7 separate regions of the Mus musculus genome follow, and regions 2, 3, 4, 5, 6 and 7 are each linked to region 1. Evidence: chromatin loops called from intact Hi-C (ENCODE). Cell type or tissue: heart. All regions are shown on one strand.

Region 1 (4,000 bases):
GGGAGACCAGTCCCAGCCGCGCCCCGCTGCCCGGCCCCGCCCCCGCCTCGCCCCGCCCCAGGCCGTCGCCTGGGCCAGACTTCGACCCTGATGGTGGCTCCGCCTCTGGCCTCAGGCTGGGCGAACTGGCGGCACCTGGGCTCCTCTACCCCCATTTCCTCGCTCAGAGGGCACCCCGCCCTGCACCTGCCAGCCTTCCAGGGAGAATGGGGTGCTTGCAGGGCCTCTGGGGATGCATGATGGGGTGACTGTGGTTACGCACTCAGAATCCAATTGGGTGATGTGGGCCACTGAGTCTTGGCAGCAAACCCTGCTGATTTATGTAGGCATGGCCTGACCCACGGTTTCCTGGACGTGAAGCGGACCCAAAGGGGCTTCAGAGTCCTGGAAGATCGCTGGAAATCTGTTCTAATACCCGGTCAGAATGCAAAGCGAAAGGGAAGTGGGTTAGCGGTCCAGACTTCCTAGCTGGAAGATCCTTGTTCAGCTCAATGCTTTCAAGCTCACTTCCCCCCCCCCCCCCGCCACGTACGGAACAGAGATTGTAAACACTCGAGGAGTTACGGCGATTATTAGCTGAGATCATGCACATACGTTTCATGCACACGGTAACTATGGGGGTGTTTTGTTTTTGCGTTAAACTGCTTTCTACCAATTGGAGTCTCCAACGAGAGGACGTAACACACCTCTTTGCTGGGGAAGGTGGAGCTAGCCTGGAGGTAGGAAAAAGGAAGAGAAACCTCTTCCCAAAGCCATGTCTCCAACTGTGAAAAAGGCGGAGAGTAGGGTGGGGCCAGGATGGGAAGAAGGGGCGGCTCAGCCTGCAAAACCAGGGCGCGGAAGTGCCCATTAGGGGGAAGTGGCCTAGAACACGTCTAGATCTTCACCTCCATTCCCTACTTGTCCCCTTCACCCCTGCTCCCTCGCTTACTGCTTCCTATTGAGAAAACTGAGGCACAGACAGGAAAAGAGATCCGGGCCAGCGGTGACTTCCTCTTCTCAGAAGTCGTATTCGTGGGGCTGCCAGTGGAAGCCACATTCAGCAACCACAGAGAAACACTGATAGGGAATCTATAGGGAAGTCAGAACTCCAACCCTGGTCGCCCAAGACTGCCTAGCAAGAGGCTAAGGGACCTGCTCCTTGTCACCTGGATATATCCCAAGCCTGGTTTCTTCACACTGTTTCTCTAGAAGCCATGTTGAGCCATGTGAAAACTGCAAGCTACCGGGAGACTTTGGGAGAAAGCATTCTCCCTTTAGCTGGAGGTTGAGTGGATTGAATGACTTTCTGGTACCGGTTTGAAAGTCGGTCATCATCATCATCATCACCATCACCATCACAACATCATGATTATCATCATCATAGCCATTTATGGGATGGTTTCACAATAACACCGCCACCACCTGAAGATATCCTTTCTAAACTTTACAGGTTATTTTACAAGCAAAGTCATTTAACACAAGAGAGACCTGGCCTTTTAAAATAGTTATGTGTCTTGCCCAAGGCCACACAGATTTTAAGGTAACTAAAGTGTTACTTTAAAGCTCAGGTCTGGTGTGCACACCCTAGCACGCAGGAGGCAGAGGCAGATGGATCTCTGTGACTTCCAGGCCAGCCAAAACCACATATATCCTGTCTCAAAACAAACAAAAGAGCAAAACAAAACAAATCCACAAAACCTCAAGTCTGACGGTTCCCATCTTTTCTTGTACTCCACTGTTCACTCTGTTAAGGGCGAAAACTCATTCATGTTGCAGGGTACTGAGCGGGCCAGACCTTGTACTGGATTTTAGTAGTGCCCTAGTCAGCAAGGCTTTCAAGGTCCCCAACTCTCAGGGATATCCTGCGTGTTTTGAATAAACAAGTTAACAGTCAGCACTCGGTATAAGCATATGGGATGGAGTAGGAGGAGCTCTCTTCCAGGAGATTACCTTGTAGCTTGGGACAAAGGGACTCCCGTGCCAGTACACAGGGGTTAGGGGCTGGGCTAGGAGAACGTTTACACACCCCTCCCAAAACTGTGCAGTCCAGCAGTGGCCAGCAGAGGGAGCCCAAAGTCCAGGACTGTCTCACTCCTAAGATGCTTATGTAACTTGGAAAGTTGGGGGAGGGGAGTAAACGCCAGGCACGAGGCTCACCACATGCAGGCACATGGCTCCCCACTGAAACCAAGGGGCTTCACACAGAAAGGTGTTGCGCACACACCCAGCGGGGCAATGCTCAAACACACGCACATGCGGCAAAGGAGGGCCAGATCAACGTCAAAGACTGGAGGACACCCCACACTCACACAGACTTATGCAGTATGGAAACTGGCGTTCTGGGGTGGAGTGAGGCAAAAAGGAAGAGACCTTTCCAGGCAGACTTAAGATTAGACTAAAGCATGGATTGAGAGGAAGCCTGAGACTGTAGAGACGTGGACACTGTTGTGACCATCAAACCAGATCCCCACCCACAGTTCCACGTACTGCCACATGTGGGCAGACTTCAGTCACCAGTCTCGTTCCATGTGGTTATTTAACAACATTCAGCCTCCAGATGGCATGTGTATGAAGCATCTAGATGACAGTAAGGTGTCATGAGTATCGTTAGAGGTAATTAAGACCCAAGGCCTTCCCTGAAACAGTTATAATCTGGCTGAAATGTCATATGCTATAGTCACAGCAAGAGAACAATGCCCCTCAGAGAGAAGCATGTTCAAAGACAAGACTGTTGAGGTGACGTGTTCTGCCCTGTGCAGGCTCTGTAACGTGAACTGATTTCGTTTTCCCAGAACCTGTGAGGTTAGCACTTCTCATCTCTATAGAAACCGAGGCATGGAGGACCTAAGGCGTGTTAGACTCGCTGTCCAGTGTTGGATTTCTTGGAGTCCAAATTCAGATTTGAGCTAGGATCCTCTAGCCTGTTGCGTGGTGAAAGCAAATATCACAGAAAGAAAGAGAAAAGAAATATAAGCCCAGCACACACACACACACACACACACACACACACACACACACACACACAGCTATAGAGACACACTGACAAGCACACCAGCCACTAAGCTAATAAGAAAACGACACAAACACACACATAATGGTATGGTATCCCCTGCCTCCTTAGTATGTGTAAAGTCCAGCTCGGAGGGAGCCTAAGATCCCACACAAGAATGTCTTGTGTCTGTGTGTGTTTACAAAGCCTTCACCTGGATGAACTGATGAACCGAAGGGGAAGTTCTCTCTGCTGAATTGTTGAGCGGTTACAGAAAGGGTCAGAGTCAAAGGAAGAGAAAAACCCTACCCATCACCTGGACCACAACTTCACGCAGGGGATGAAGCAGGTGTGTAAGCAAGCACAAACATGCAAGCATCAAACACACCCAGACACATTCCCACAAAGTGGCCCCCCAAGCATACTCTACCACTTCTTTCTCCCCTGAGCAAGTTGTGTAAAGCCTTATACTGTTCTCTCTCTCTCTCTCTCTCTCTCTCTCTCTCTCTCTCTCTCTCTCTCTCTCTCTCTCTCTCTCTCTCTCTCTCTCTCTCTCTCCCCCCTCTGTGTGTGTGTGTGTGTGTGTGTGTGTGTGTGTGTGTGTGTGCCCTGGTCCCTCCTCTTGCCCTGACAGAGCTCACACTTCTAGTTCTCAAGCCCAGTGCCAAGCGGGCAGCACAGTTGTTCAAGAATAGAGGAGCCACTATACTACTTGGGCCTTGGCATGACCTGGTTCTGACCCACTGAGTGGGCCTAGCCATTGCTTCTCCCAGAGTGAATGCCAGCTGCTGCCCACTTTGGAATGCTACTCATGGATCCCTCTGAGCTGGAATCCCCCTCAGCTTTCTACCCTGCCAAGGCCTGTGTTCATTAGCCCTATGGTGTAGGTATCTGGGTTCCACCCACCACCCCCACCACCCACTCCCCACCCCCCCAGGCTCCCTGGACTTGTGCTCTGTCCCCAGGCAGCTGAGAGGGACCCGCTGGTTCAGAATCCCATCTGGAGGGTGTCAAAGAGCAAAAGCAGGC
Region 2 (4,000 bases), 150 kb after region 1:
CTCTCCTTCACTGAAACCTATGCGGTTTCATTTTTAAAAAAGAAAAAAAAATTGTTCTCTGCAGAGACAACTGCCCAAAACTACTGAAGCAGGCCACCATGGGGAAGCAGAAATACTGCAAAAACAAAACCACCACCACCAAGAAAACAAAAAGAAATCCCAGCCCTGAATCTGAGCCAGCAGCTGAGGAGCAATGAGGAAGCACAGCACAACGCAAGGTGTGAACGGTGGGCAGGAACAGGAGCTATGTCTGGAGAGACTATCTTCTTCCTTTCACTTGTTTGAGACAGGGTCTCACTCTGTACCTCAGGCTGGCCTCAAATTCACAGGGGACTCTTCTGCCTAGATCCCCCAAGGCTTGGATAACAGCTGTGAGCCACCATAAATTACTTCTTTTCTCTTTGATATGTCATTTTAAATAAAGACTAATGTATGAGTTTTTTGCCTGTATGTATGAATGAATGAATGAATGTATGTATGTATGTATGTATGTATGTATGTGCACCATGTATGTGCCCCGTGCCTGAGAAGGTCTGATGCTGCTGCTGATTCCCCTGGAAATGGAGTTATGGATGATTTGTGAGCCACCATGTGGATGCTGACAAATGAACCAAGGGCCTCTGTAAGTTGTGTTTAACCTGAGTCATCTCTCCCATGCCATGTAGATGTATTCTGATAACGTATTTCCCACACATCTCTTGGCTTTGTCTCTCAATAGTCACTATATTCTTTAGCATCTCAGTAATTTCCCCACTCTGAATCTACAGTTTAAAAACTAGACTATGTAAAAGTCCTAAGAAATAAGGAAAGTTATTCCATTACTGGTCATAAAGCAAGCCACTGTTATTATGGTAAAGTAAGAGTAGATGACATATTTTTCCACTTCTAGAATTAAACTGTCTACTACATCACATTCTACTCCACTATTATCCATTTCCAGAGGATAAAACAGCAGCTCCCCAAAACCATTCTCATAACTAAATAGCATCAGGAGGTCCAGAATGTGTGGACTTGTTATATTAAAGCTACCTGTTTTCCTATTCTCTATGATGACCTGGCTCTGAGAAGTGGGGAAAATGAGCCATAATGTCCAACTATATCCACAGTGGACAGTATAGTCTTTTAGAAGAGAAAATGGCTTATGGGTCTTAAAAAAAAGGATCTTTTTGAAGTAAAGTTGACAGACCTCATTACTAAACTCAGAACCAGAAAACCCTGTGGATGCTTATGTAAACCACAGCAGATATTTTACATTGTGATATCCAATAAAAGTTAAATTTTAGCAAAATCAGTCTCAGACTAAAAGGAAGACCGCAGACAGTGGCGGTCCACACCTTTAATCCCTGCACTCGGGAGGTGGATCTCTGTGAGTTCAAGCGCAACCTGACCTGGTCTACAAATCAAGTCCAGACAGCCAGGGCTATACAGTGAAATCCTGTCTCGAAAAACAAAAACACAACAACAAAAAAAGGGAGAAGTTCAAGAACTCAGCAGTTAATTTTAAAAAGGTTAATTTTTCTAGAGTGAAGCCAGCAGTCCACTGTACCCTGACAAGCTCGTGACCACCACTGGACCTTGCTTTCTTCATCTGTAAAATAACAGACTGAAAGCTGGACATGGTAGCACATGCCTGTAAACCCAGTGCTTAGGAGGTGAAGGCAGGCCTATGAATTCAAGGTTATCCTCAGACATGTAACAAATTCAAAGGCTACATGAGACCCTGTTCTCAAAAAACAAAGAAGACAGAGTGTATCTAACTAAGTATCCAGATGGCCCACACTGTAAAACATTCTGAGAATTAACATGATCCTCAGTTTCAAATTTTAGAGCATTTCAGATGTTCTTATTATTTATATGAAAACACTAGTAAATCTAGGCTTGAAGTACTGATGAGCAGCAGAGTGCTTGGCCAGCAACTATGAGGCCTGAGCTCAACACCCAATGCTGCAATAACCAACCATCTAAAAAGCCAAAACAGAGAACGCTTCTAGTCCTGACCATTTTAGGCAAGGGATATTCCATCTCTACCTATTCCAGAAATATTATACCTTAGAATTTTATGCTAAAATGTAGCAGAAAGGTGCAGTGAACAAAATGTTATTAATAAACTTCAGTGTAAATTGTGAGCATTTACCCCCAATATGTATGCATGTATAATCAGACTGCATAAAATATTAAGATTCAACAAACATGGAAGCACACATTGGTAATCCCAGCACTTGAGAAGCTGAGGCAAGAGATTTCCAAGAGTTAAAGGCAAACCTGGGTTACACAGAGTAACAGGCAGTCAAAGCTACATAATACAACCCTATCTCTAAAGTGCAAAACAGGAGGGCTGGAGAGATGGGTCACAGCTTCAGAGCACCTGGGGCTCTTTCAGAGGATCCAGGTTCAATTCCCCATCAACAGGAGACACACTAGCTCACAATTGTCTATAACTCTAATTCTAAGGAACAGGATGCCCTCTTCTGGCCTCCACAGGTAACAGTCATGCATGTAATGCACAGGCAGGAAAAACACCCACATACACAATAATAAAAATACATTTTAAAAATGTAGCACAGGCCAGGAAGATAGTAATGTTCTTGACCCCGCACCAAGCTTACAAGTCTGAGTTTGATCCCTGGAATGCATATGGTGGACAACTCCCACAAATTGTCCTCACACTTCCACAATTTCATCATAGCACATACAAAAAAATAAGGAAAATTTAATAACTTTTAAAAGGTGTGTTAATTTTTCTAGAATATATACCAAACAAATATTTCACCATTCTTTTTCTATACACTACTGGATCATCTTATATATCCTTTAATGTGTGTATAAATTCTCATTTTAGGAACTATTTCTCTAGAAAACCAAGAAACTATGGGCTGAGGAGAGGTTTAGTGGGTAAAGTGCTTGCTGCATAAGTGTTAAGAATGTGTTCAAATTCTCAGGCCCCACAGCAAAAGCAAGCTATGGTAGCTCACATCTGTCACGCCAGTGTTCCTAGGAGAATGGGAGTTGGAGACTATGAGAACTCCCAGTAGCTTGAAGCCTAGTTAGCCCAGTGTACACAGTTGCAAACAACAAAGACCCTATGCAGACAAGGTGGAAGGCGAGGAAGCCACCTGAGGTTGCTTGCCTCTGCCCACAACAAATGATGTGGCATATGTGTTCGTTCTCTCTCTCTCTCTCTCTCTCTGTCTGTCTCTCTCTCACACACACACACAAATTATGACAATAATACAACTACTTTTGAGAGAAGCTATGATTCTCCTAAGTTTCAGTCAAAATGAAACATAACCAACTCAACTCTAGTGTAGAAGCTACAGTGACCGCCTGCAATTCTTATATTGAAAACATTTCTGATGTGACAGCATTTAGAGATGGAATCTTTAGAATACAATCAGTTTTAGATGAGGTCATAAAAATGGCTATCCTTGTGATGGGATCTGTGACACTGTAAGTGACAGGTTTTTTTATTTCTCCCTTCTCTCTGGCATGTGAGGGCATGATGAGGAGGCAGATACATATAAGCAAGAGGACATCCATGACCAGAAACCATGCATAATGGTGTTCTTAGACTTTACCCTTTAGAATTGTAAGAAATAAAGTTCTGTTGTTTAAGCCAGCAGGCATTAGAATTTTGGCATAGCAGCCTGAGCCATTTTAAGACACTGTCTAAACTAGAGCAGGCAGAGATGCTACAACTGTGCCGTACAACTTAAACACCATAACCACTGCAGAATCTCCTCCATTCACCAACAAAATAACTATCATTGAGTCAAGCCCAAACCATCATTTTCATTTTTCAATGTTTTACATAACCCAAAACTCCACTGTTTCCACTGTGATCAATTAACATGTCAAATCTGGTCCAGAACAAACCATTCTGAGCTGAGAGAGCTGATGAGGTCACTGTCTCAGGTAGTTGGAGGAGTTTAGATTAGCTCTACTGCCTATACTCTAAAAATAACCATGACTCCTGCCAAAGTGAAGGTTAAAGAGTAAACTG
Region 3 (4,000 bases), 93 kb after region 1:
GGACGCCCAGGTTAGGGGTCCAGGGGGAAGATGGGTTGGACTTCCCTGAGTACGACGGTGTGGACCGTGTGATCAATGTGAACGCCAAGAACTACAAGAACGTGTTTAAGAAGTATGAGGTGCTGGCCCTCCTCTACCATGAGCCCCCCGAGGACGACAAGGCCTCGCAGAGACAATTTGAGATGGAGGAGCTAATCCTGGAGGTGAGTGGAGAATAGCAGGCCTGGAGAGCATGCTCAGTCCCCTCGGTGAGCCCTGAGTCTGAGGGTGGGGGCTAGCTTAAGAGCAGCATGGCTGCTGGGCCTCTGTCTCCACCAAGTACATGACTGGAATGTGGCCTTGGCAAAAAGAAAAAGACTCAGGGACCAAGGTCCTACCCTTCTGTTGGTAAGTTGTGCTGCAGGAGGCAGGGGCACTAGGTTTGGCTGGGGGGGGGGAGAAGCTGGGTGGGGGGAGCTTGCACAGTACCCTGCACTGTGCTTCATACTACTCTTGTGGCCAAAAGATCCCCCTCTCTTTACACACGTAGGGCCGTGCTCCAAGACGCAAACAGCAGAACCGTGAACACGATTGTTCTTTTATTTGCCTTCAACTGACTTAGTGACTGTACAGTTAAATGACTTCTAGAGGCTTCCCACAGACCTCCCCAGGCCAACCCGCCGCGTTTTGTCCCCTAGGGGAAGTCCTTACTAGAAAACTCTCACGAAGGCTTCAGCATGCCTTCCCCATCATTTCAGCCAGAGAATCTACTTTAGGTCCAAGGCAGAGACGGTTAATACAAAAAAGAAATGAGGGGAGGCAGCCTTCCGATTGGATTACGTGGCCACACGCATCCCTAATGGAGCTAGGATACGTTTGCCTTTGTCTGCACTTCCCCGGCTTGGTGATACAGAGAGGCTCCACCTTGTCCGAGCTTGGAATGTTTCAGTGTAAGACACCCGGCCCCCTGGCTTGCATTTCCGTGTGCCCCATCGGGCTCTGCAAACTGCTATCTGATTAATGAGCCAAGTATTTTTATCCTCCATGTTCAGTGGCCTCTGCCATCCACCTGCCACCCGCCCTCCCATTCTCCTAAGGATCACTGCAGTGCTGGGTGGGATACAGCTGCACACAGTATGCCCACAGCAGAAAGAATCCGCAGGTGGCTGGCTGGGGAGGCTTGTGGGGCGACCAGCCTAAAGAAGAAGGAGGTGGGGCCTGGAAGAAGAGTGACTGTCCCTCCAGGGATGATGGCAACCTCTTGACCTCTGGCCTTTCCTACCCCTCACCCCACACCCCATCCTCCACAGCTCTCACTTTGGGAGTTACTTCAGGATCCCAGGGTCCCACATTCCCCTCTGCTGAGTTTGGCCTTTGATCAGGATGAAAGGTAGGGCCCAGTCTTTCATGGAAGGTGAGACTCAGCGTCCTTCAGGAACGTTGCAGTGAGCAATAAATACACACCATCTTTTCAAAGGCTGAACCAAAGACAGGCTAGGGTTATGAGGTGCCCAGGCAGAGTCTGCTTCTAACAGATGGTGAAGGTCAATGCTTGGCTTTCTTGCACCTCAGATGACCCGATGAATGATAGGAACGTATCTCACAAGGAAGAGGTTGATAAGAATTCTGGGGGCTAATTTAATTCTGACTCCTTCTTCCAGTTAGCAGCCCAAGTCTTAGAAGACAAGGGTGTTGGCTTTGGCCTGGTGGACTCAGAGAAGGATGCAGCTGTGGCCAAGAAACTAGGTAAGGGAGGGCAAGGAAGCAGGTTATGGAAGACTGGAGAGGCCCAGGTGGGGGTTTGGGGGAGATTTGAGAGCTGCACATCTATTTAGAGTGGGCCGGGGCATTTGAGATTAGGGGCTATTCTGTATAGAGTCCTGCGCCCCACTCCCTGGATGAGGTGGAACGGTGGGGTGGTAACCTTTCTGCTCATCTAGAAAATAAGACTGGGTAGGGACATGGGCATGGTGGCTCATACTTGTGATACTTGTATTTGAGAGGATGAGGCAGGAGGATTGTGGATTCAAAGCTTCCTGGGCTACATAGTGAAATTCTAAAACAAAACAAAACAAAAGCATGTATGCTAACCTAAAAAAAAAAATGTAGTTAAAAAAAAAAAAAAAAAAAAGAACACAGCTAGGTGTTGGAAAGGAAGGTGAAACCAAGAAATACAGGCATAGCCAGAGAGCCCTTCTGCAAAGTGCTTTTTTGGCTCCTCCCCTCCCCCCTCCCTTCTCCCTTCCCCCTCGGCTTCCTCCCTTTCTCTTAGCAGAGCCCAGATATTACACCACCCGGCCACCAGGCGGCAGCAGAGGCTGGACACCGGATGTGGATGGGGGAAGGGTAGTTAGCAACAAGTCATCTGGACAGCAATAGCAAAGATTCAGCCACTAGATACTTCAGAGTCGCTGGCAGGAATATTTGTCCCTGGCTGTGTAGGCAGAGCAAGGGAGCTGTGTTGCTAGAATCTGAATCTTCCCAGTTTCCTCCCCTCAAACCCTACCGATCCCCACCCGGGCAGGCCCCAGCTTCTGCCTAGCTTTAGCTCCTGAACTAATTTGGGAATGAAGGGTTTAAGGGTTTGTTGAAGGTAGATGGGGCGGGGCAGGAGTAGGGGGAAGGGATGGAGAGGTGGAGGATGAGTCTGCAGGGATTAACAAGTGGGCTGTGACCAGATTAGACTCGGGTTTCTGGGAAGGTTGTCTTCCTCACTCACCTTCCCACCATGCGTTTCCTAGGACTAACTGAAGAAGACAGCGTTTATGTGTTCAAAGGAGATGAAGTCATTGAATATGACGGCGAGTTTTCTGCAGACACTCTGGTGGAGTTTCTGCTTGATGTGAGGGTTCCCCTGAGCCTCATAGCCTTGAAGTTTCCAATGCCCCTCGGTCCTTACTAATCAACCCTACACTCCTAAACACACACACACACACACACACACACACACACACACACACACACACACTCACACACCAGGCATACATACACTATACCAGTTTCCCACATACCACGTGCAACATGTAACAGATATCACATACATATATCATATAGATCAGACACAATGTACACAAAACATATGCATATCACATATATAGGCCCCTATATGTGTGTGTGTGTGTGTGTATATACACATATATATACATATATATATGTGTGTGTGTGTGTATAAAGCACATCATATATATGTGCCACATATACCAGATATAAAACATACATACAATGCATTCTCATGCACACACATGACATACAGCATACATATAGCAATAAAACATGTAATATACAATTTATATTATATATATATGTGTGTATATATATGTGTGTGTATATATATATATATATATATATATATACACCATACACATCAGAACCACAAATAAATCACACATACAACAACATATCACAAACATATACCCCATGCCAAGCAGAAGATACAGAACATGCGTATCACACACACTGCACAACACTCAGACTACACACATACACCATTAACAGGCCACATATCCACCCTATACAAGCATCTCCTATTCTAGTTCCCTGTCTTTCCCCTGTATCTTTCTCTGGGGCCTGTCAGGGACAAAAGGAATGGTGGTCTCAATATTCTTTTTCTCCCAGGTCCTAGAAGACCCTGTAGAGTTGATTGAAGGTGAACGAGAGCTGCAGGCATTTGAGAATATTGAAGATGAAATCAAACTCATTGGCTACTTCAAGAGCAAAGACTCAGAGCGTGGGTAACAGCTCTTTCTGACCCACCTATCCTCCTTGCCTCCCTACTTTGGCCAGTGGCCAAGCATCTCTGGTTCTGACCTCCTAGGCCCCCTTCTTCCTTCTGCACGGTCAGCTCCATCATCTGTCCCTGCACTCTGGGGCATTCCCAAACACCCCCAGCATTCCGCTGCTTCCTCTACAATTCTATTGTATTTTATTCTCAGAGAGCTAGAGTTAGAGAGCTAAAGGGGATGGGTCTCTTCCTGGGACCCACATGTCAAGGAAGACCTGCAGAGAAGATTCCCCTTGGTGG
Region 4 (4,000 bases), 66 kb after region 1:
TGTGCATTTGTTAGTTTATAGAGCAAGATTAATTTAGGATTACTGAATTCCACCATAATGGACTTCGAGGCCACTTAAAATCAACCTTTGAGCCAACACTGGATGCCCTCTATAAAAACCCATGGAAGATAACTGTGGTTTGTTTCTGAGGGTGACTGACATAGCTCCTTTGTCTCAGCCCCGTCTTGTTCTTAGCTCACTTTAGTTAAACTGAGCAGAAATATGATTCCCTGTTCCATCCTGGTTTTCCCAACCAGAATAAGCTGGTTCTTTGTGTCCTAATGGCCTAAGCCCTCCACCCCCATGACAACCATCATGACTCCTCAGATTCTCCAAGTAATCCCTTAACCATTCTTCCTATGACACGGTCTTGGCTCTCTGTCTTACTAATAACTTGTTTGGGAAACTTGTTGCTCTAGTTTTGTTTTGTTTTTTTTTTAAGATTTATTTATTTTATGTATGTGAGTACATTGTAGTTCTCCTCAGACACACCAGACAGAAGAGGGCACCAGATCCCATGATAGATGGTTGTGAGCCACCATGTGGTTGCTGGGAATTGAACTCAGGACCTCTAGAAGAGCAGTCAGTGCTCTTAACCACTGAGCCATCGCTCCAGGCAGCATATTCTGGTTTTTCTATAGTCATCTTAAAATAGAAATAAGGATAACATTTAGGGTGTGTTAGGACTAGTTTTAAAATGCTAGGAACTAAGGATATAGTGTAAATAAATTGTAATTCCATAATTGGGATTCTATACTTACCTATTCACAGCACAATAGTTTGTTAATTTTTAAAAACCACCTTAGCTTCCATTTATGATTTTAAAACAAATGTTCTGGTTTAAATGATTTCCCCGGGGGCTTTTCAGTACTGTGACATCCTTTCCCAATGTCATTACCATTCCCTTCTGCCCAAACTTTTCAGACACTATTGGCAAGATGCCCTATCCATACATAGCACTGTATACCACAGTAAAACGTGACCCAGCGATGTGGTCCTTGTAGAGAGCGGATCTGAAAGACAGGGAGTGGTCTGGGATGGAAAAGAGGCTCCTGAATGAAAGATCTAAATGCGTCCCGGGGAAGGAGCCTGTGCTCTGTGACAGACACAGGAGTGAGGCGCACACTGAAAACTCTCGCCATAGACCATTTCCTCAGCATCCCTTACAGAGATCACAGGTGGGATTTCTAAAGACCGGGTTAGAGTAAAAGGGAAATAAAAATAATCAAATTTCCAAAGCAAAACAACCTGACCGGTCTCCACCTCGATTCATTCTTTCCCCTTTCGGTGGCCTTAGGTGTGCCTGACGCTGACCGCCAAGCGCATGGCTCGCAAGAACTGCCTGGTGAAGAACCTGGAGGCCGTGGAGACGCTGGGCTCCACGTCCACCATCTGCTCAGACAAGACGGGCACCCTCACCCAGAACCGCATGACAGTGGCGCATTTGTGGTTTGATAAGACTGTGTATGAGGCCGACACCAGTGAGGAGCAAACCACGGGTAACAAGTGGCCCTGGTAGCCAAGAGCGGAGGATTTGGGGTGGGAAGTTTAGGCGATAGATGACGCCAGATAAACAGGAGAGAGCAGGATCGTGGACAGAAGCGGGAGTGTGGGGGCCATAGGAAATATCACGCCGGGCGATGGTGGCACACGCCTTTTTTTTCTTTTCGGAAAACCAAAAAGAAAGAAAGAGAGAAGAGATACCATCTCTGTGCAGTGTTTAGGTGCGAAGATGAAAGTGAATAACCCCTGCTGCGCGCCTTATGTAGCTGAGAATGAGCTTGGCCCTCCCAGTCCCCCTGACTGACCTCCCCCTCAACGTCTAACCCCTTGTTTTAAACTCCGTGTGTTTATAGCTCTTCCTCTTCTTCTTCTTCCCTAGGGAAAACGTTTCCCAAGTCCTCAGACACCTGGTTTTACCTGGCTCGAATCGCTGGCCTCTGTAACCGGGCCGACTTTAAACCCCATCAGGAGTCTGTTCCCATAGCTAAGGTATCAAGTTGAAGTGGAAAGAGGGCACCTCAGTGACTAGTATCACCTGTCTGTCCCCTTCCAGAAAAGTCTGCTTTTCAGTGGTTTTCTACACATACCCTTCCCTCCCCGTTCTGCCTCTCTGCTTGTCCGGATGGTATACCCCTGGGACTTACTGTACACTCCCATCCTTGCAGCGGGCAACAACAGGGGATGCTTCCGAGTCAGCTCTCCTCAAATTCATTGAGCAGTCTTACAACCCCGTGAGCGAAATGAGGCAGAAAAACCCCAAGGTGGCGGAGATTCCCTTTAACTCCACCAACAAGTATCAGGTACAGAACTGACAAAGGTGGCGGGAGAACGGTGGGGGCCATGGACTCGCCAGTGGGGGGAGCTATGCCTTTGCCTCCAGCTTTGGAGCAGGGCACTCGTTCAGGAGCGCTGGCATCCCAACTAACAGGAAGGCTCACCACAAGGAAAGTGACAAACGCTAAGGAGAGAGAAGTAGGTGATCAAGGGAGAGAGTCTGAGCAGAAGGCTCACCCATGTTGCCTGCAAAGAGAGCACGTCATAAAATGCTAAGATGGGCAGAGGCAGCTGAGGCAGGATACTGGGAGTCTCACACAGCTATTAGTCTAAACCAGTGTCTGCTATGAAATTCGCCAGTGTAGACAGCTTATACCCCCCTTCCCTCCATGAAGTCCCTAGGGCAGCCATCATGAGACAGTTAGGAGTCGAATGCACGTGTGTCATATTTTTCTCTTTTTGTTTGTTTTTTGTTGTTTGTTTTGTTTTGTTTTGTTTCCGAGACTGGTTTCCTTTGCGTAGCCCTGGCTGTCCTGGAACTCACTTCCAGGGTTATATTTTTCACCTTCAAAAACATTGATTCATTATCCAGGTAGGTGAGGGAGAGAGGGTGAGTGATGGTCGGGGATACAAATAAGGAAATCCAAAGAAGCTACGCATGGTGGTTCATATAACCTCCACCTATTACCTCAGCAGCTGAGAGAGGGCTGAGGCAGAAAGATTACTCTAAATTTCAGGTAAATTTGACCTATAGTATGAGAGACCCTGTCTTAAAAAGGAGGAGGAAGAAGAAAAGAGGAAGAGGAGGATGAAAAGGAGGAAGGAAGAAGAGGAAGGAGGAGAAGAAGGAATAGGAGGAAGATGAAGAGGAGGAAGAGGAGGAGCAGTAATAGTCCATGCCTAGGGATGGGGGAGGGGATGAGAATCCAAGCTAACTTCAAAGAGGATTTCAGTAGAAAGTAGAGTCCCCTTGCTGAGGCTGGAGGCAGCCTTAAGCTAGTTTGCTCAGGCAATGGTTCCTCCAACTCCTTGAATTTCCATGAAGACCAGACATTTGAGTGTAACAGGGTTACGAAATAAGACTCCTAAGTCAGTTTTGCCCTTCTGTCTTCAGGCATAAACAAAATAACAGTCTATATGGATTTTTAAAACCCAATTACTTGTACTTTCTGATGGAGCACTAAGGGCTAAGTAGATCCACACTTCCCATCGAAACTCGCCTTAGTCACTGTGATAAAAAAGAGCTCCCGGAGCTGCAAAGAAGCTGCAAACTTTATTCCTACTTTTTTTTTCCTGACACTTGGTGGCCTCACTAACCAGACAGGAATTCTGTGGCTTGGCAGAGTGTGAGTAAGGCCTTTGGATGAATTAGGCACCTCTCCCTCCATGTGGTTAAAAATAAAAGTCGAACATATTCATGACATTGTTGGAATGTCTAACAAGGAACCAAGTCCCCCACCAAATTACCATATGAGTGCTTCTGAGCTACTGAATACCATTCAAGTGGCAGAACTGGTCTCTGTGGTACACGGTGTGTGACAAGCCAGCCCCACTGGACTCAGCTCCAGCAGGCACTAGCTCTGACAGGCTTTGAGTGAACTACTATAATTAGCTTGCTCCAAGGGCAGAGACTCCAGTCTTTGAAAGGAATGTGTCTTACTTAGCCTGTTAGTCTCTTACCATCTCTGAAATAGATTGTAGTCTGAGCATTTCTGATTTCTCT
Region 5 (4,000 bases), 180 kb after region 1:
AGTAGCTTGGGAAGCCAGCTCACTGTCAAACAGTTCCTGGAAAAATTTCTCTTGGGAGGCGAAGAGAGCATCCTGCAAGGGTGGGGTGGGGTGGGGAGGGAGACAACATTTGCCTCCTATAGCATCACCCTGGGGCTAGCCGCTTAAACGAGCTCATATTGGGAAATGAAACATCTCCCCTCCCACGAGCACCTCCACTGAACATTCCATCTACCTCTTCTCCGGAGGGCAGCAAAGACTGGCCACTGAAGGTCTAATATGAGGTAGCATACAAAGCCAACCACTTAAAACCGCTCTTTCCTCTTTCCTCGTTAGCCCTCCGTAAAACCACAGGTCCTCGTTTCATAGGAACTGAGGCCTGGAAGAACACTCAGCAGTGTGAGGCAAAGGCACCCTCTCAGCCACCCCTCTGGCCCAGAGGGCCCCCCATCCCTGCTCTGAGCTGCATGGCCATCCTCCCTCTCCCTTAAGTGGGGGAATTGATACTTTGGCAGTATCTCCTGGCGCTCTCTTCTGGGGTCCTGAAGCGTCGGGAGCCGAGATGGTCGGAGCATGTTCTGGGGAGGGTTTGGCTTTGTCGAAATCATCAAGAGCACCTTCGGAGACAAGAGAAATCATCAAGAGCACCTTCGGAGACAAGAGACGGACGTGGTGGCGATGTTGAGGGTGGAAAGGGCTAGACAGCCGTGTGATTTGAAACAAACTCTTAGGAAAATAATGATACAAAGTGCTGGCTTTCCTGGACTTCTCTCTCTTTTTCTGGTGTCTCTTCTGCCTGGACTACTGGCCAATAGGCTTCCCACCTTCCTTGAGAACCATCTAGTTTGTTGTGACCAGTTGGGAAGGAAACCCTTTTACACAGAACCAGTGTTCATCTCAGAATTAGGAGGAGAGAATTAAATAAAAGCTGTGCAAAGAAATCTCTATATGCACACTATAAAATTCCCTTAAAAAAAAAAAAAAACCCTGCTGGGTCGTGGTGGCGCACGCCTTTAATCCCAGCACTCAGGAGGCAGAGGCAGGCAGATTTCTGAGTTCGAGGCCAGCCTGGTCTACAGAGTGAGTTCCAGGACAGCCAAGGCTACACAGAGAAACCCTGCCTTGAAAAACCAAACCAACCAACCAAACAAACAAAAACCTACACATTTCATCTAACATGAAGAAGAGGGGAGAGAGAGCCTTATTTCTTGGAATTCACTCTGAGGCCTTAGCTAATATCGTCTGTTGAGGAAGCACAGAATATACCACCCGGCTTTCCACCGTTCTGACTACTAGGATACATTCGACAAGAAGGTATTAACTCTTAAATAATGCTCCAATTTAGATCGCCCTTAACAGGCACCTATAGCCTCCTTGGCCTCATATGCAGTAAGCCTGGGCCAGGCCAGTCACTGGGCACTCCTCACTTCATCTGTTCATTTTCTACCTGCTTATATCGCTGTGACTGAGCAAGAGATAAAAGGTTCACCTCTGCCCTGAAAAGCCTGTGTTGTCACCATCACTCTGCCTGCCAGGACTAGGGAAAGGGCACTGGCCTCACTGGCGCAGGAAACGGGAGTGGAGTGCAAGGCCAAGAAAGAGATGAAGGTCCACCATCTTTTCAGGAAGAGGAGACCTTTTCCCCTGGGGCTGGCTCACTTTGTTTTCTCCAAAGGATAAATAAGGGATGTCAGGCATTGTGGTGCCATGCGAGAATGCGGAGGAAGGGACTGGAAAAATCACAAGTTCAGGGCCACTCTACAGTACTCAATGAGTGTGAGGTCAGCCTAAAACTACACGAGACAGTCTCTCAACATCACACTAATTTTAAAAGGAGACTTCTTTGACTACTCGCACGAAAGAACTAAGGGTCTGGTAAAAGAATGAGGAAAGACTGTGCGGTAAAAAGGCGTTTCGGGTTAAGAAAGATACTATCATGGACATATGGACCTTTGGAGCTTAAAGATTATTTTGTTCTGTGAATCCTGCTACTGAAAGGAGAGGCGATTTTAATAATTTACAGAAGGCGATCCTGGTGGGTCCAGCCTGTGATCTCTGTACTCCCAGTGGCGGAGGCTGAAAGACTGCCGCGAGTTCCAGATCAGCCTGGGATACCGAGTGAGAGAGCCTTGCCTCAACAACAATCCGACAATCGAAAGCAAGAGAAGTTTGTAAGGGGCTCGTGAAACAGCTCTTTACGGTTAGTGTTCCCCTTCGCAGGGAGATGTGCGGTTTGGACACAGCCAGCTAATAAAGAGGGCCGGGGTCGAACTCAGACCACCTCCCCCGCTGACCACTGAAGAGATTCTCCCGCCCCGCTCAGAAACCTCAAGTTCCTCTAACCCCCACGATGGATCCTCTCCCCGATACTTCTGGTCTTTCCCATCGTGCACTCTTACTTTCCAGAAGCTCCTCCAGTTCCCGGTCGTCTTCGACCCCAACACCGCAACCTTCCTCAGCAGCCGCCATCTTACTGCCTCCGACTTGCCGTAGGAGGTGGAACCACTGGCGCCACCACATGCCCCGCCCCAACCCCGCCCCCATGACTTGAGCAGCCAATAATATCGTTCTACCGTGCAGGACCGCCATTTTTAAAGGGACAGGAGACTGGGTTTGTTTTTGTTTTTGTTTTTTTTCTTGGGTTGGGCCTCAAACCTAGGTTCTTGCACGTATTAAGCAAGCACTCGGCTACTGGAGCTACAGAGCCACAGCGGTTTGCCTTGAACTAGATAGATTGCTCAAGCTGGTCCAGAAATCGGGGTCTCCCTTCCCCGTCTCCACTTCCAAACTACTTGACCCATGAGGCCCAGCTGTATTGTGGGGGCGGGTCAGAAGGGGTGGGAGGGTTTATTGCGTTTTGCTTGCCCCATCTTTAACCTGGAATCTTTAATCTGGGTTTTGTTTTCAGGCAGGGTTTTCTAATCCTACTGTCTCCACCTCCCAAGGACAGAGATTACAGCACAGGGCTCAGCTAAAATACGAAGCTATTAAACGAGCAATTTTTCGCTTGAGACAGGATTGCCAAATTGAAGCAACCTTGGTTTCATCCTCAAAGCACACGTGGTAGGAGAGATGTCTATCATGTGCTGGCTCTGACCTCCGAATATGCTCCTTGACATATACACAAAACAGATAAACAAAGATCATCCAATTTATTTTTAGCGTATAATGAGCATCTACTGTTGTATACAATCGTGCTGAGCACAGTGAAATCTACAAGTGGATCAGGGATGGTCCTACCTGTAGAGGTTGACTGGAGATAGAATTGGAAACACAGATGTTACTTAAGCAGATTAAAAAACAAGCATTCTTTCTTTGAATCATTTCTTTCAGTTTTCTTTGTGTGTTGGGGGGATTGTCTTGTTTTTGTTTTATCGAGAATGTTCTGTATGTAGCCTTGGCTTTCCTGGAACTCTGTAGACCAGGCTGGCCTTGAACGAAAAAAATACTCTTGACTCTGCCTCGAGGGTGGTGGCATTAAATGCGTGTACCACCACACCTGTCTCTCTTTTCTATTCAGCTGGCAAGAAGTGGCAAATCCCTTTGGAGCTAGAGCAATAGGTGGTTGGCAGCCACCAGATGTGGGTGCTGGGAACTAACCTGAGTCCTCTGCAAGAACAGTCTTTGCTCTAAACAGCTAAGCCATCTCTTTAACCACCATGATATCTTTTTTTTTTTTTTTTGAGACAGCATCTTGCTCTTTAGCCAATTGTTCTGCTTTAACCTTCCAAGAATCCGAATTATGGCTGTGAATTGCTGTGCCAGATTCTTGCCTGACCTTGAAGGAAGAATGTATAAAACTTAAGAAAATATTCCCGTAATATACACATTTTTGAGAAAGCAGTCTTAGTTTGAGGATTATATTTAAGAAAGCAACTCTTAAATCTGAAAACACTAAAGTCCTGTGCTCTTTGGAGCAGCTTTTCCTCCTCAGTCAGGCACACTCCCCCCCCCCCACACACACACACAATGTATGTTCCAGTTTACTCATTGCAGCAATGCTGATAATCAGCATAAATAA
Region 6 (4,000 bases), 170 kb after region 1:
GGCTTGGCTGAATATACAGAAAGTAAATCGAGTACCAGCATTTATTACTGTTTCTGAACACAATGTGTCCAGCAAGCCTCCAGCTGCCGCGCTCTCCCCATCATGATGAATGATGTCCCCTCAAACTCTAAGCTGAAATCAGTGCTTCACTCACATAATTTGTCCAGCCATTTGGAGAGTAACTACTCCAGCTAGTTTGTCTATCTCCATTAGTGCCCTCATACGAGCAAACGTCAGGCAGCTGAGTGACTTTTAAGATGTAAGTCAGGTCATAGTCCCCTACCCAAAACATCCATTACTTTCTCATCACATAACGAAAGTCAAAATTATCTAGACTGGGCCGAGCATACGTCCCCGGCCTGAGGAGGTGGTGGCGAGCCCACCGCCGTTTGCTGCGACCTCATGGAAGGTGGCGGAGGAAGTAGCAACAAATCCACCAGCGGGTTAGCTGGCTTCTTCGGAGCCGGAGGAGCGGGTTACTCGAACGCTGATTTGGCCGGCGTCCCGCTGACTGGTATGAACCCCCTGTCTCCTTATTTAAATGTGGATCCACGCTATCTCGTTCAGGATACTGATGAATTTATTTTGCCAACTGGAGCTAATAAAACCCGAGGCAGATTTGAACTAGCTTTCTTTACCATTGGAGGATGTTGCATGACAGGGGCCGCATTCGGGGCAATGAACGGTCTTCGTTTAGGATTGAAGGAAACCCAGAGCATGGCCTGGTCCAAACCAAGAAATGTACAGATTTTGAATATGGTGACTAGGCAAGGAGCACTTTGGGCTAATACTCTAGGCTCCCTGGCTTTGCTCTATAGTGCTTTTGGTGTTATCATTGAGAAAACACGGGGTGCAGAAGATGACCTCAACACAGTAGCAGCTGGAACCATGACCGGGATGTTGTATAAATGTACAGGTGGTCTTCGAGGAATAGCACGCGGTGGCCTGGCAGGACTGACACTCACCAGTCTCTATGCACTGTATAACAACTGGGAGCACATGAAAGGTTCCCTGCTCCAACAGTCACTCTGAAGATTTTTGGCACCTCAGGAATGGGGGACACTTCATAGTCATCCAGATCAATTAATAAGCCAGTCTGGAGTTGCTTTCTGTCTTGTACCTACAGTTACTTTGAACAATTGGAGACTCTGATTTGCTGTGACAAAGATCATGGATGGTTAGCCTGGACTGCACTGCTTGCCCTCAGTGAGTGGAAGCCAACCCCTTGGTGGCTCACTGAGTATGTGTTCTCTTCTCCTTTGGAGATGATCTTGCACCCCAAACTGGAAAACCACTTACTCTCCAAATTCAGGCCATACTTTTTATTACCATGTTAATTCATTTAAAAAATCTAAAACTTAAATGTTGCCCTGTTTTCCAAATAAAGGGTGAAAACAGAAAAAAAAAAATTATCTAGACTGATGGCTCAGCAGTTAAGAGCACTAACTGCTCTTCAAGAGGCTTCTGTTTCAAGTCCCAACACCCAACATACTAGCTAACACACTCCAGTTCCAGGAGATCTGATGCCCTCTTCTGGCTTTGTAGGTATTGCACACAAATGGCACACAGACATATATGGAGGGAGGCAAAACACCACGCATTAAATCTTTTTTTTTTTAAAACCAAAATTAGCTCCCAAGGTTCTACATTATCTGGTTCCTATCTTATTTCTGATTTTATCTCTTCCCATGCTGCCTGGAGCTGCTCTAGCCTCATTACCTTTCTTGCTATCAGGAGTACCATATTATGTTCCAGCTCAGTGTTTTACCTTGCAATGTTCAGCTATGTTTATTACACTGCATCTCTCCTAAGTCAGGTCTCTATACAAATGGCACTTTGGTATAACACATAGTTATCTACGGATACCAACTCTGCTTTTATTTCTTTATTTCTTTATTTATGAGGCGGGGTCTCACTGTGTAGTTCCACCTGGCCTTGGAGTCTCAGAGACCCATCTGCCTGCCTCTGCCTCCAGCACACTGTGAGTAACAGCATGTGCCACCACACCTGGTTCTGCTTTCATTTTCACAAGAAGAGGTCTCACAGGCTGAGTGTGGTGGCCCACACCTGTAATTCCAGCCCTTGAGAGTTGGAGGCAAGAGGATCGGTAGTTCAAGTGAGCTATACAGGACCCTGTCTCAAAAAACAAACAGGAAGAGAGGCAGGGAGGGGACAGGCCTCCAAGTGTTGGGCTCAAGTGACCCTCCAGCTTTAGCCACAATATTGGCGTACAGATGCACATGACTGCACTCAGTCTGTATCATTTTTCAAAAGATGTTTTACTGTATAGCACTTAATCTATAATTATATATTTAATTTAATTTCATATGTATGGGCAGTTTGCCAGAGTGGCCATCAGATCCCCCAAAACTGGAGTTACAATCATGAACTGCCATGTGTGTGCTGGGTCCTCTGGAAGAGTAGACAATGCACTTAACCACTAAGCCATCTATCTATCTAGGCTTCCATTATATATTTTAAATCTAACTATATTATTAGAGTGTAAATTATTGAAGGCAGGAACTATCCCTTTTTCATCTTTGTAATGTAATCTTCACCTAGAAGGCTAATGAGCAAAGTAGTTAAAGTCCTGTCTTCCAACTTCATTCTTTCAGTCAATCAGCAACTATTTATTGTACCGTACAGGAGAGGCCTTGATCTTGGAACTACAGCATCGAGTGAATAAAACAAACTGAGATTCTTTTGTTTACAGAGCTTTTTAGTGCATGGTTGGGAGCACAGGGAGAGAGATACTCAGAAATTATCATAGGGGCTGGAGAGATGGCTCAGCAGTTAAGAGCACTGACTCTTCCAAAGGTCCTAAGTTCAACTCCCAGCAACCACATTGTGGCTTACAACCATCTATAATGGGATCTTATGCCCTTCTCTGGTGTGTCTGAAGACAGCTACATGTATGAGTACATGTGTGTACTCGTATACATAATTCTTTTAAAAAAAAGAAAATAGTCAGTGGTGGTACTTGGGAGGCAGAGGCAGGCGGATTTCTGAGTTTGAGGCCAGCCTGGTCTACAGAGTGAGTTCCAGGACAGCCAGGGCTACACAGAGAAACCCTGCCCTGGGGGGTGGGTGGGGGAGCAAAGAAAAAAAAAGAAAATAATATAAAGCCATGAAAACTGTTGTGAAGGGAATAATGTTAAAATAGATTCCCAGAGTTTCCTATTACAGGGTGAATGTGGTCTTTTCCCACAGGGGTTTGGAGAGCCCCCTTTGCTGAGGTGTCCTCTGAATAAGGACTTCAGGTGAGAATGTGAGTCGCACTCAGCTGGGAAAAGGTGTTCCAGCCAGAGGGATCAGCAAAGACCCCAAGGGTCCAGTGTGCTTCAGAGGAAGCCAGGTGGTTCAGATCGATTACAAATTTATGGACCAAGAACAGAATTGATTTTCTTCTAGGTGTGTGCTAGGGAGTCATAAAAGATCTTGAATAAAAATGGCACGATTTGATTTATAACTGAAGAAGTTCACTATAGCTGATTTCTTTAACTGCCCTCAGGGAGGTAAAACAGAAGCAGACAGACTGGTTAGGAAGGTATTGAATAAAAGACCTGCAGAACTTGTATTGCAGGGCAAGGTACAGAGGTGGCTGCACTGAGGGCTTTCAGGTCGCATGGAGGTGAGCTTGCTAACAGACTGAACACAGAGTGCAATACATGGAGAAAGCAAGGATGTGTTGGGTTGTCTTAATTAAATACGCAGTCAGTCCTTCTACTGAGGTACAGTGGGAAAAAAGGCACAGGGTTTGTGAAGGAAACAGGTCTGTTTGTCAAATCCCAAAGCGCAGAGTTGTTGTTGTTGGTTTTTTGAGACAGGGTTTCTCTGTATAGCCCTGGCTGTCCTGGAACTCACTTTGTAGACCAGGCTGGCCTCTGCCTCCCGAGTGCTGGGACTAAAGGCTTGCGCCACCATAACCGGCAAAGCACAGAGTTTTATGCTACAGAAATAAACAATCATTTCTTATTGGCGAAGACATGTTGGTTGTAAT
Region 7 (4,000 bases), 260 kb after region 1:
CAGGGAGAAAGGAAAGGGACAGAACACCACGGTTCATCTCACACTGTTCCAGAACCAGCTCCTGGGCTCGAAAGTAGGGTGTGGTGACTCCTGGATTCCCAGGACCAGGGAGGCGGAGACAAGAGAAGCCCCCCCCCCCAAATTTGAAGCCCAGGCTTGGTTATATAGAGAGTTCTGGGCCAACCAGGGTTACATAGCAAGATCCTCTCTCAAAAACCCAAAGAAGAAACAAAATGAAAGAAGACAGAAACAGGAAAACAAAACCCAGATCCAGAGGCAGCGGGTTGTGAGCAGAGTGTGTGTGTGTGGTGCCGTGGGAGGGTAGGTTATGAAGGACCCAGGAGGGGGACAATCTGACTCGGCACCCCTCTTTCCTCTTCTAGCTCCCACGCACAGCATGCCCCTCTTTCGGCTGTTCATGCCCCGGTGACCACAGGCCCCTGATTTTCTAAGTCCTGTGTCTGCTATAATAATTGCTCCCCTGCCCTCTGTCTCAGAAAGCCCTTAAGTCAGTGACAGCAGAAGGCAAGACCCCAAGGGCTTCATAATGGGGTCTCTGAGCCAGCCCTTCCTTCTCTCTCTCTCCCTCTCCCTCTCCCTCTCCCTCTCTCTCTCTCCCTCTCTCTCTCTCTCTCTCTCTCTCTCTCTCACTCACACACACACACACACACACACACTGTGCTGTAGACTGGCAGACATATGGCTCCTTTGTGCCCACACAATGAGGGTCCTGTTTGTGCCCCTTTACAGCCTGGGCATAGAATGCCGGTGCTTCTCTCTCAGCTCCCCCCACCCCTTCCTTCTCAATGCCCGGAGGAGGGCTTGCCTTCCCTGCCTCCTCCTCTTCCTCTTCCTGGAAGGCCCATCCTTTATCTTCCTGCTTCTTTCTAAAGACCTTGTCTGTGCTCTCAAGTTAGACCGGGTGGAAGGCGAGAGCTAACAAGAGAGTCACCTCTACAGATCATTAACACAGAAGAACACAGAAACCCATGGGCCTGTAAGACTGGGAGGTGTGGAGTAGGGGGAGAAGCAGGCCAGGCAGCAGGCAGCAGCAGCAGTGCTGTGCTAGAGGGGAAAGCCCAGCCCATGCGTGGTAGCCAAAGGCCTGGTGGTGATCCAGTTCCCTTCCCTCGTCCCTCTACTCCTCCCTCGAACCCTCCCCCTCTCTCTCTTCTTCCCTCCATCCCTCCCTTGGTCCCTCTCTCCCCCTTCCCCCTCCTCTTCCTATTAGTATTTTTGAAACAGAGCCTCTCACTATTCAGCCCAGGCTGACCTTGAATTTGCTGCAATCCTCCTGCCTCAGCTTTCTGAGTGCTGGGATTAGGGGGTAGGGGTGGGCTACCACGCCTGGTTCATCTTTACCCTTCACACACAACAATAAACAGACTGCCTGCTCACCTGACAGCTTCTTCACCTGTGAAGTGGGAAGACAATCAAGGCCTGTCAGAGGGCTAGGGGGATTAAATGGGGTCTGCATGAAAGTGCTCTGTATGCCGGCAGTGGTGCTGCAGGGTTTTAAACCCAGAACTCCAGAGCTGGGGAGTGGGGGTGGGGGTGGGGGAAATCTCTGAGTTTGAGGCCAGCATAGTCTAGGACAGCCAGGGCTACACAGAGAAACTCTGACTTAATAAGAGACAGAGAGACAGAGAGAGACAGAGAGAGACAGAGAGACAGAGAGAGACAGAGAGACAGAGAGAGACAGAGAGAGACAGAGAGGCAGAGAGAGACAGAGAGACAGAGAGAGACAGAGAGACAGAGAGAGACAGAGAGGCAGAGAGAGACAGAGAGGCAGAGAGAGACAGAGAGGCAGAGAGAGAGACACACGGAGAGAAAGAGAGAGAGACACACACACAGAGACAGACACACGGATCTATTTATACAATACATATCAAATGATACCTCGGGGAGCACTAAGGGCCAACCTGTACTTCTGCATAGTTTGTTCACTGTGCAAAGCAATAGAAGCGAAAGGGTCTGACTTTCAGCTCTTCCACCAGATGGTGTGTGTGTGTGTGTGTGTGTGTGTGTGTGTGTGTGTCTGCTTTAGGGAGAATGCATACATCCTCAGAGAAGAGGCCCTGAGTTCAAGCCTCTCACATGCGTTCCTCAAAACTGGGCAGGAGTTAATCTTCTTTAGAGAGTTGGGAGTAAGAAGTCTGTGAGTTATACTAAGCTAGGACTGGAGAAATGATAGATAGCCAAGGAGTTGAAAAAACCGAAAAGGGTGTCAGAGGCAGCTGTAAGGGGCTTTTCCTCTTCCTTCCCCAGGCCGCTGTAAATCTCAATCATTGCTTGTTGAACACTGCCCCCTGCTGGCCACTAGCAGAGATGGTCTCCCCCACCGCCCCCAGTCTTCGTTTTCCTGGTAGAGAGGGGTTAAGAAACTGAAAATGGGGACAAAGAGCAGAGAAACTGCTGGTGGGGCTGCAACTCAGGATTCTGTTCCTGGGAGGTGAGGGAAGGTGGTACTGACTAGGTACATCGACTAGACTTTGCGTTTTATGCATTCATTGACTAGAATCTCAAATCCTTTAAGTCTGTGGTCGTTTCATTTGGTGTGTGTATGCACCTACATCTTGATGCTTGTTTCTTGTGCCCTTCCCCCCCCCCATTATTTTTAGTTGTGCGTGTGCACTTACACACATACACACACGCACACACGCACCTGCACACAACAGTGTAGGTACCACTGGAAGCCAGAAGTGCTGGATGCTCCAGGACTGGCGTTATACTCGATGTGGGTGCTGGGTACCGTACTCCTCTGCGAGAGCAGTGCACACTCATATCCTCTGAGCCACTGTCCAGTCCTTTCCTACCCTTCCTTATGTAAGAACCTGGGTGGCAGCTGTCCAATAGGGAGCTGTTTTCCCCACTTCCCTTGAGGCGTCTGCTTTCCCTCTGACTTTTACTTCTTTCTTTCAGCTCCATCAGCCACATGGCTGTTTGCATGTTCCAGTTTTTGGTCCCCCTCCTCCTCTGGTTTCTGACCCACTTCATTCTCAGTTCAGATTCCAGCTTTTGCCTAGCATGGATCACTTGATCTTCCAAGAGAAGCAAGGGGAGAGAGGTCTGAGGTCACAGCCTGTCTGCCATCTAACTCTTTTTCTTTTTCTTTTTTTTTTTCTTTTTATCCTCCATGGCATTCACATCCAGCCTTCCCTTTTATAGTCTTAGAGAGGATTGTATTTCGTCCAGTGCAACATGTATCTGCTGCAAACTCATGTGTATCCAGCGTTGCTGCAGGTTCTACTACAGGCTCTGTGCCACTCCCCTCAAATCTACTTAGGATGGGATGTGGGGGGCATAGACTTGGAAATGCATGAGATATGTGTAAGGAACAGACGTGGTACAAGGAAGGCTGATGGGGGCTGGAACAGGTAAGATCCAAGCTGGATTCTGAAGGCAAATGGGCTCCCAAAGGTTAGCAAGGTGATTATAATGAGAGCTATTGCATGCTGCCAAGAGCTCCATCACAGATTCCCTTCTCTGGACACAGGCACTCTCTTCCCATGTGTAGGAGTGCTGATTCTCTCTCCAGGACTTGCCTTGGGAGGGAGGAAGCTCCCTCCCTGGGGCGTCTGCATGCAAGGACTGGTTCTTGTGGGCTATCCCAGCCTGAGAATTCTCGTGGGATCATCGGAGACCTTTGTAGCAGTCCTATGGTTACCTCACACCTGGGAGCACTTGCCTGCGTCCAGTGTCAGAATCAAGGAACCCAGCTCCCCACTGTGGATGCGGCTTAGCAGTAGCATGCTGCTCGCTTACCACGCCTGTGTGAGGCTCTGGGTTCAGTCGCCAGGAATGAAAATAACAAACAGAACACATAGGACAAAACAAAGCAGGATTCTAGCAGGGCATGGACAATCCCAATGCTTTTGTAGCTAAGGGAAAAACAAAACTAAACAAAACAAAACAAAAGCCACGTCTATTTCCCAGGGAATGATCCTTGGGACAGGAATATTCCAGGCAGAAGGCAGCATTGATGTGAGGGGTGTGGATC

What was found. Peaks named below come from ENCODE experiments on the same cell type or tissue, not always from the same donor. Only the 100,000 strongest peaks of a DNase experiment are listed, where the experiment ranks them.
Region 2: it touches region 1 in a loop (6-fold over the local background); 17 of 42 quality-filtered maps call a loop at or near these places.
Region 3: a loop joins it to region 1, with 5 times the contacts of the local background. A loop is called at or near these places in 17 of 42 quality-filtered maps.
Region 4: a loop joins it to region 1, with 3 times the contacts of the local background. A loop is called at or near these places in 10 of 42 quality-filtered maps.
Region 5: it touches region 1 in a loop (4-fold over the local background); 16 of 42 quality-filtered maps call a loop at or near these places.
Region 6: a loop joins it to region 1, with 6 times the contacts of the local background. A loop is called at or near these places in 27 of 42 quality-filtered maps.
Region 7: it touches region 1 in a loop (10-fold over the local background); 20 of 42 quality-filtered maps call a loop at or near these places.

Annotation. Positions count from the first base shown.
Region 1 is chr1:172,308,331-172,312,330 of GRCm38, reverse strand. No RefSeq gene overlaps it. Among named protein-coding and RNA genes, the nearest start is that of Igsf8, 2.0 kb to the left of the region's middle. In heart, CTCF peaks have their summits at 849, 2,010 (motif pointing right) and 2,494; DNase peaks (open chromatin) are centred at 70, 820, 2,090, 2,460 and 1 weaker place; H3K4me3 peaks cover 2,022 bases; H3K27ac peaks cover 2,909 bases.
Region 2 is chr1:172,160,644-172,164,643 of GRCm38, reverse strand. The region is part of intron 2 of Dcaf8 (DDB1 and CUL4 associated factor 8); the gene reads right to left. Among named protein-coding and RNA genes, the nearest start is that of Dcaf8, 15 kb to the right of the region's middle. In heart, a CTCF peak has its summit at 2,472 (motif pointing left); no DNase peak of the experiment used is centred here; H3K27ac peaks cover 779 bases.
Region 3 is chr1:172,215,615-172,219,614 of GRCm38, reverse strand. Casq1 (calsequestrin 1) reads left to right here. Exons shown (of 11, transcript NM_009813.2): 1 at 1-203; 2 at 1,641-1,725; 3 at 2,721-2,821; 4 at 3,595-3,706. Among named protein-coding and RNA genes, the nearest start is that of Casq1, 2.3 kb to the left of the region's middle. In heart, CTCF peaks have their summits at 2,081 and 2,283 (motif pointing right); DNase peaks (open chromatin) are centred at 874 and 2,294; H3K4me3 peaks cover 2,478 bases; H3K27ac peaks cover 3,079 bases.
Region 4 is chr1:172,242,330-172,246,329 of GRCm38, reverse strand. It overlaps Atp1a4 (ATPase, Na+/K+ transporting, alpha 4 polypeptide), which reads left to right. Exons shown (of 23, transcript NM_013734.1): 9 at 1,298-1,499; 10 at 1,883-1,992; 11 at 2,169-2,303. Among named protein-coding and RNA genes, the nearest start is that of Atp1a4, 14 kb to the left of the region's middle. In heart, a CTCF peak has its summit at 2,347 (motif pointing right); a DNase peak (open chromatin) is centred at 3,819; H3K4me3 peaks cover 1,296 bases; H3K27ac peaks cover 2,617 bases; H3K27me3 peaks cover 1,189 bases.
Region 5 is chr1:172,125,227-172,129,226 of GRCm38, reverse strand. It overlaps Pex19 (peroxisomal biogenesis factor 19), which reads right to left and starts at 2,472. Exons shown (of 8, transcript NM_023041.3): 1 at 2,379-2,472; 2 at 487-596; 3 at 1-72. The coding sequence starts at 2,448. In heart, no CTCF peak of the experiment used is centred here; DNase peaks (open chromatin) are centred at 1,546 and 2,456; H3K4me3 peaks cover 2,052 bases; H3K27ac peaks cover 1,448 bases.
Region 6 is chr1:172,141,304-172,145,303 of GRCm38, reverse strand. It overlaps the pseudogene Gm10171. Among named protein-coding and RNA genes, the nearest start is that of Dcaf8, 4.7 kb to the left of the region's middle. In heart, a CTCF peak has its summit at 1,542 (motif pointing left); no DNase peak of the experiment used is centred here.
Region 7 is chr1:172,045,389-172,049,388 of GRCm38, reverse strand. No RefSeq gene overlaps it. Among named protein-coding and RNA genes, the nearest start is that of Nhlh1, 10 kb to the left of the region's middle. In heart, a CTCF peak has its summit at 2,304 (motif pointing left); a DNase peak (open chromatin) is centred at 2,308; H3K4me3 peaks cover 822 bases; H3K27ac peaks cover 873 bases; H3K27me3 peaks cover 1,092 bases.